Linked DNA regions of Mus musculus: regions 1 and 3 are each linked to region 2. The links are chromatin loops, found by intact Hi-C in ENCODE. Cell type or tissue: left cerebral cortex. All regions are shown on one strand. Region 1 overlaps Sim1 (single-minded family bHLH transcription factor 1). Region 2 holds the start of Vgll2 (vestigial like family member 2). Region 3 has its middle 96 kb from the start of Gm23906.

The links. Peaks named below come from ENCODE experiments on the same cell type or tissue, not always from the same donor. Only the 100,000 strongest peaks of a DNase experiment are listed, where the experiment ranks them.
Region 1: it touches region 2 in a loop (9-fold over the local background); 6 of 42 quality-filtered maps call a loop at or near these places.
Region 3: it touches region 2 in a loop (5-fold over the local background); 3 of 42 quality-filtered maps call a loop at or near these places.

The regions. Positions count from the first base shown.
Region 1 is chr10:50,899,996-50,902,495 of GRCm38, reverse strand. All of the region lies in intron 1 of Sim1 (single-minded family bHLH transcription factor 1), which reads right to left. Among named protein-coding and RNA genes, the nearest start is that of Sim1, 5.6 kb to the right of the region's middle. In left cerebral cortex, no CTCF peak of the experiment used is centred here; DNase peaks (open chromatin) are centred at 905, 1,357, 1,789, 2,353 and 2 more places.
Region 2 is chr10:52,021,475-52,023,974 of GRCm38, reverse strand. Vgll2 (vestigial like family member 2) reads right to left here and starts at 1,473. Exons shown (of 3, transcript NM_153786.2): 1 at 1,172-1,473. The coding sequence starts at 1,252. In left cerebral cortex, no CTCF peak of the experiment used is centred here; DNase peaks (open chromatin) are centred at 536, 704 and 1,328; H3K4me3 peaks cover 338 bases.
Region 3 is chr10:51,791,065-51,793,564 of GRCm38, reverse strand. No RefSeq gene overlaps it. Among named protein-coding and RNA genes, the nearest start is that of Gm23906, 96 kb to the left of the region's middle. In left cerebral cortex, a CTCF peak has its summit at 1,298 (motif pointing left); a DNase peak (open chromatin) is centred at 1,312.

The DNA.
Region 1 (2,500 bases), 1.1 Mb after region 2:
TCTGCACTTGACCTACCGCAGAAAATTCGCAAATCCTTTGATTGTCTGTTTAAAATGAGGAGGAACCAGCTCCTTTTGCGGCAGGATTACAGTGAGAACACGATCTAAAGATTCCCTTGTAACTCGGTGAGGCAGAGGGAACAGGGTTTTGCAAAGGAGAAAAGGCTCTCTGTGAGGGAGGCGATAACTAAATCAGGTTTCAGACAAAAGGATTTTCCCCAGCTAAAGTGGCTGAAGACAAAGGAAAACATAATCTATTTTGGAAGATTTCCAAGATATGCCACATTAACCTCAGCAGATAAATTTTACTTCTCTCAGGCCCCTCACTTTCCTTAAAATCTGGTTTATCATATTTACATAAGTAGTATTAGAAGGGGTGTATCTATTATGAATCTAAAGGGCTAGCTCACATTTCATGTGAATACCCAAGCAAGTTTCTCTGTTGCTTTACCCTTGGTGCACGGTTGAGCCATTTCCATTTAAATACCCCCTGACCCAAGGATTACCTCAATGGACTGACTGCGCGGGTTTTGTAATTTCCTGAAAATGAGATTTCGATTTATAAAACAAGAAACCAATTAGTAACCAAATGAGGCGAAGTAGATCCACTAAAATTGACCTAATCCCACAGGCACCATTTAGGCCCGTTCTTGGTGAATGAATGATGAGCCCCAGTCTAGCGCGCGCTCAAAGCATCATCCAGCTGTGTTATTGCAGGCAGCAAAAATAAATTGATCGGGCTTTTTCTTCGAATGAATTTCATGCCCTTGACAAAATACAGATTACAGGCCAGGCATCCACCGCCTCCTTTGCTGGCTAGAAAGAGAAGAGCTTGTTGTAGTGGCCCCTTCTTTCTTTCCTCCCTTATTAGCACGGCGTCTCCATAAAAATGTGTCCTCTCCACAATGCCTAGTGTGTCTCGGAGGCAATAGGGAGGTTTCCTGTGACCCGTCTACAACCGAAGACAAGGGTGATACAAGCCCTTCCAAGCCCTCCTTCTAACTTAAGGTCCCCAGAGGCTAGTGGTTGCTACTTAGGCGGAGTGCGTGAAAAAGAAAATCTGAAACCCCAAATACCACGTGTGTGCGCCAGGGCTAAAAGTCCTGCGCTGGCATTCCTGGGGCTGTGGCATCAAGGAGCCTCTGGGTTCTCGTTTGTCATGGCCAAACAGCGGAGCTCTCTGGGGGAGAGAAGGGCAGGGAATGGGTGCCCTGCGTCGCGCCAACTCCTGGTACAGTTCCAGGGCAGAGCACTTTGTTCATCAACAAGGCGCATCAGGGTCTCCGCTAGCCCTAGAAACTGTCCCAGGTCACTGCTTGAGACGGAGCTCACAAAGGCTCCTGCGATCTACCTCGGCAAGGCCTGCGCTGTACCGGTGTGTGTCCTACTCTTGCCTGCCCGCCTCTCCCCGGCCAGAGCCAGCGACGACTGTGCCAGGAATCTTCTAGTGTTTGTGTTGTTCGAAGCTGAGGCGGGTCACTAGTTTCTCCGGCTTTTTCCCAACCCAGTGTTTGCGCTTCCGGTTGGGGAAGTAGCCGCCAACCAGGCTTTGTAACCCAGCCCGCCACACCCGCTGCGCGTTATCCAACACTACAAGAAATTGGGGTTTCTTCGGATTTAGCTTAAAACCGGGAACAAGTGTCCTGCATGGAGGCTGAGGGTGCCGTCGTAAAGGAGTTTAGTGTTCGGGAATATGCGGGCTGGATAATGCCCCCTCGGTAGAAGACCCTCGCCTCCAAGCAAGGCAGCCCCTCACCTGGCGACCTACGGATCCCGTCCTGCCGGGAATGAGGGAAGGACCTGATCTCCTTTGAGCATAAAACTACCCTGAAGGATGGTAGTGCTTTGTGCATCACAAAGGATGTATCACACTCTGGTATGTAGCAAGGTCTGACCTTTAGATAGGGCTTGTGACACCTCCAATTCTCTGAGAACTTAAGGCCCGGAAGGTTTGGAAATCATGCCCAGACTTCAAGAAGACATGATTCAAAAGGAAGATCCGACATATCACTTGTACCTATTGGGCTGAGAGCTTTCCGCAGTGGAAAAAAAAAAAAAGTGTGGTAAGGTCGGAGATAAAAAGCCACCCGGGGTCTGAACAGAACCACCAGAGTGTCAAACCCACCAGCTTGTCAAACCTGTGAAAAAAGTTTACCCCATTCTACCCATTCCGTTAGCAACTTCGGAGTAACCGGACTGAACAACTGGCAGCCCAAGATACTGGCAAAGTGACCCACCTAAATAATCGCTATTGTTACTGTCTGTCTCCTTTCTCCGAGAAATACCCGGGCCCATAAGGGAATACCGCAAGAATCCAGGAGTTTGCATTCGGAACTTGCATCTGACTGCAAAAAAAAAATTCAAAGATATCAAGATTCCCCCTAAATGTAAAAACAACTCCCCTAAAAAAAAGATCTACCCTTATATGTTTAATACGTTTTAGTCTTAGATGGATAATTGTGCTGCGTTTGAAAGCATCCCACCATAGCTTATGATGTTC
Region 2 (2,500 bases):
GCGACATTTAATATAGTAGACAGGTCTGGGGTCCAGGAGGAGAAAGGACCAACTAGCAAAACCTAACTATCTTTCTTCTGGTCCTATAGTGGGGAAGGATTGCTGGTCTCAGAAGCTGGGACCAAAAGATAACAGTTTCTAACTTCACCACACTCCAAACGCCATATTCCCACTTCATTTAAAAATGATTCCTAAGTCTAAGACTACAAGTTCTAGTTTGGGAAGTTTGCGAGGGGAACTTAAAGCAAAATTTACTCACTTCATCATCTTCATATTTCGTTGAGATTTGCAAACAAAATTGTTTAAAGTATTGACGCAAACATTACAGTACATTACAGCGTTTTCCAAAGGGAAGACCAGGCGCTTACTTCAGCCTGATCCAGACTTCTGCCCCAGGTGTGTGTGCTTTCGCTTTTTCCCTGGAACACTGTCCTCAAATTTCTGCTACCTTCGCCAGGGACACGGAGGAAACATTGCTTGGCTAGACACACAGCTCAGGGAAAAGAGAAATCGGCAGAAGAAAACCTCCACAGTTTGCAGGAGCGGGGTTAAGCGCTCTTAAAATTGACTTTGGGTTGTCAAATTCTGCCACTTGGGTCCCAGAAAGGCGAGCTCCCATAGCGGGTCAACTACACCTAAATAATGCTCTCTAGAATTCTGTAAAACACAGACCAAAAGGCCGATGCAGGTTTCTGCTGATAAGGAATCCACCAGTTCCTTAGCTATTTGGCCAGACCGGGCCACCTGAGCTCTGACTTGGAGAAACCGGCTTTTGATTTTCCTTTTGTTTTATTTCTACGGTCAAGATCAAAGTTCGGATTTCCCTGCGTGAGCTTTGCGGGAAGCTCTTTACACCCGCACCAGACTCTAAAAAGAAAATTCAGTCTAACTGATCTGGGAAGGACGTGGGTGAACATCCGCACGCCTTGGGTGCTGTCTCCAGACAGAAAACGCACCAGTTAAAGAGAATTAGTTAATAGCGGTTGCAGCGCGCGCGGTCCCGGCATCACGGTGTCTTTGGGTGCCTGTCTGTCGCCCTGGAGCGTGGAAGCTCAGGGGACCTTTCAGGTAGTGGTACTTTTGTAGCCGTGTGTGTGTGTGTGTGTGTGTGTGTGTGTGTGTGTGTGTGTGTGTGTTCCACCGGTTCCCGCCCCATCTGGACGACCCGTACCTGGTGGTAGGGAGTGTAGGCGGCTGCGAAATAAGGCTGCGGGGGACCGTAGACCTGGTACATAACATCCAGACAGCTCATGGCTCCCCGCCGCGGAGGCAGCTGAGTGGTTTCTCATCAACGCTGTTTTCGCGAAGCTCAAGGATGCTGCAGCTGCGAAGGCGGCGCCCGAGCCCCGGAGTCATGGGCTGCGGGGCAGCGCTGGGCTGGGGCTGCGGCAAACTCGCTCCCCTCTATCTCGGCGGTTCCAGCCCGGCGGTGCTCCCGGGCAGAAGCGCCTGGGCTCCCGCTAGAGCGCATTTAAACCCTGCAGCCCGTGGCGCGCTGACGCTAAGAGGGGGCGGGGACCAAAGGACTGCGACGCGGTCAAAGAGTTTTCCCGGACTCCCTCGCGGAAAGCTCGTGTCCTAGGTGCCAGAGACTGAGGATCTTGAATGTCGGGGGGTGGGGGTGGGTGGGGGAGGGGGGAGGGGGAAGTGGGGGAGCCCAGTCTTCCCTCCTGGAGCATCAGTGTCCCAGGGATTTCCTTCTTCCCTCGTTTCCACGTGGGACAAAGACTGCAGGGACACAAAGATAGGAAGAGTGACAAGCGGGGGTGCCGTGGCAGCAGAGCGCAGCAAAGTCTCGAGCAGTTCTTGTAGAGAACCTCTGCCTACAGTTCCCGATTGCGTACGAGGAGGGCCAGGGCTATCTTTTGGAATCTCCCCACTAAGAAAGGAGTTGAGGGACTCCTCCGGGAAGTGGCCGCAGTGGCTAAGACACGCAACTTTCCCCCTCTGTCCCATCTCTGCCCTCCCACCAACCCCAGCAACTCTTTCCAATTTTAATTCTGCTTTTTTGGGTCATTTCTTTCTCATTTCCATCTTGGTTGCTCTCATACCCTCTTGGGTGCTCTTCAATGAACCAACTCCATCCACACGGACAGCGTGCAAGCTACTTTCTAAGATTCTATGAGCTCCCACCCATCTTCCTATGCCTGGCTGACCAAGCTCAGAGTGTCCACCTGGCCTTTAAGGGTCCTCAATATTTAGAGCAATGACTCCTTGGGTCTAAGTCAGAGTACTTGGGCTGTTTCTTTGTTTAGTTATAAAAGCTGTGCGGCTCAGTTTCATTAAGGCAAAAACAGTGTGTCCTCCAGTTGTGAAACATGCCCTTTACTGGTCCCTTTTCTTGTCCAGTGATGCCTGCGGGCGGGGTGGGCTCTTATTGCAGGGTAGGGTGGGCTGTTCCTGGTGTCTGCTCTAAGTCCCACCAGAAACCCTTGGGGGAGGGAACCGACATCGCAGTGGAATCCTCCCTCTGGTCTACTATAAAAGTGAACTGACACAA
Region 3 (2,500 bases), 230 kb after region 2:
CGTGTTCTCTGTGGCTGGCACTGAACTTTTAGGTCAGCAAGAGATGTTGCTCAGGGCTTACCCAGAAGAGACAAGGCCCAGAGTTTGATCCTTAGCAGGAAAGGAAGACAACTTTAATGAAGGCATTATTTTATCAGAATCAAATGTTAGTGGCCATAGGATGTACACATGTGATTGGGGGTGGTTTCTGTCTACAAAATGGTCAATACATGTATATGAGTAAGATAAGTGTTTTCATTTTTTGTTTTCTGCTGTGTTCACCTTTCAGGCTATGAGATTTACTCAGAACTCAAACTTACAGAAAGATACAGAAAAAAATTATTTCAAAGAGGGGAACGCTAAGAGGGGAAAAAAATCATTGGTCTCAGCACAGTGAGACCCTTTTACACTCCTGTTTTGGGAATTTTTCAGTTTTTAGAGGATATTCCACTTTCAACATCATATTTTCACACAATGTATTTTGATAGATACATTTTATAACATTCTCAACAAATTAGTAAAAATATTATTAAACATTATCTATCCACAGCAAACGCGGTAAGCGGGAAGGACAATCCATTTGTTGGCATAAATTCAATAAAAACCATCTCAAACTCTTCTGTCCAGTTGCAGCCTCTTTTCTAAGAATCACAGCTACTTTAGATCTAATCTAATCTTTTTCAGGAGAACTAAACTCTTTTTATTTTAGGGATCCTACTCATATCAATGAAGTCAGGCTTTTTAAAATATGCATTTTCTGTATGTTTCAAATACATGAGAAGGTTTGGATCAAGAATCTTCCATCTACTGAATCTGATTAATAAGTAACCATTTGTTTTCTGTTCACACTCCAGGTACAGGACTATGAAACATCTTGATATATTCTTTCTTGACTTACTAGGTTTTGTTCTTTGAGCTCCCGGGATAGCACACGAGTCACGCTAATAGCTCACAAAATTTCTTAAATTATAATATGCAATTTTCCAAATTAGAAATTTTTTAACCTGAAATTCTAGCACTTGGGAAGGTGAAGAAAGATTATAAGGAGTTTAAGTCCAGTCTGGCTACATGGAGGCTTTGTGGCCAGCCTGGGTTTCTTTCATGAAAGCTAGTTTCAAAATTTTATTAAAAAAAAAAAATCTTACAATTTCTATATTATAACCAGAATCTATAATAAAAAGCTTTGTTACTTAAAAATTTATAAAACTATAACATAACTGTAAAGCTTATATTACTCTGGAACAAAATCAAAGTTTTATCAAAGTTGGAAAATGGATTTTAAATGCTGAAAAATAAATGAATTTTAGGGTCGTGCTGCCCTCTAGTGACAAGGTCAGAGAATTTCTTTCATCTGATTATCCTCACCTTAATTGAGGCTCCTGTTTGAAATACTGCCTACATATTAGAATCACTCCAAAAGCCCATTTAAAAACCCTAGTTCACAGAATGCAGAGATATTGGTGTATTTATACTGAGTCTTTTGTCAACAGTTTTGATACAGTATACAGGAGATTCAGAGAGCATCATGTTAAGAAATGCTGGTACAAACCACTCTGGAAATCAGTCTGGCGGTTCCTCAGAAAACTGGACATAGTACTACCGGAGGATCCAGCAATACCTCTCCTGGGCATATATCCAGAAGATGTCCCAACAGGTAAGAAGGACACATGCTCCACTATGTTCATAGCAGCCTTATTTATAATAGCCAGAAGCTGGAAAGAACCTAGATGCCCCTCAACAGAGGAATGGATACAGAAAATGTGGTACATCTACACAATGGAGTACTACTCAGCTATTAAAAAGAATGAATTTATGAAATTCCTAGCCAAATGGATGGACCTGGAGGGCATCATCCTGAGTGAGGTAACACATTCACAAAGAAACTCACACAATATGTATTCACTGATAAGTGGATATTAGCCCCAAACCTAGGATACCCAAGATATAAGATATAATTTGCTAAACACATGAAACTCAAGGAGAATGAAGACTGAAGTGTGGACACTATGCCCCTCCTTAGATTTGGGAACAAAACACCCATGGAAGGAGTTACAGAGACGGAGTTTGGAGCTGAGATGAAAGGATGGACCATGTAGAGACTGCCATAGCCAGGGATCCACCCCATAATCAGCATCCAAACGCTGACACCATTGCATACACTAGCAAGATTTTATTGAAAGGACGCAGATGTAGCTGTCTCTTGTGAGACTATGCCGGGGCCCAGCAAACACAGAAGTGGATGCTCACAGTCAGCTAATGGATGGATCATAGGGCTCCCAATGGAGGAGCTAGAGAAAGTAGCCAAGGAGCTAAAGGGATCTGCAACCCTATAGGTGGAACAACATTATGAGCTAACCAGTACCCCGGAGCTCTTGTCTCTAGCTGCATATATATCAAAAGATGGCCTAGTTGGCCATCACTGGAAAGAGAGGCCCATTGGACTTGCAAACTTTATATGCCCCAGTACAGGGGAATACCAGGGCCAAAAAGGGGGAGTGGGTGGGCAGGGGAGTGGGGGTGG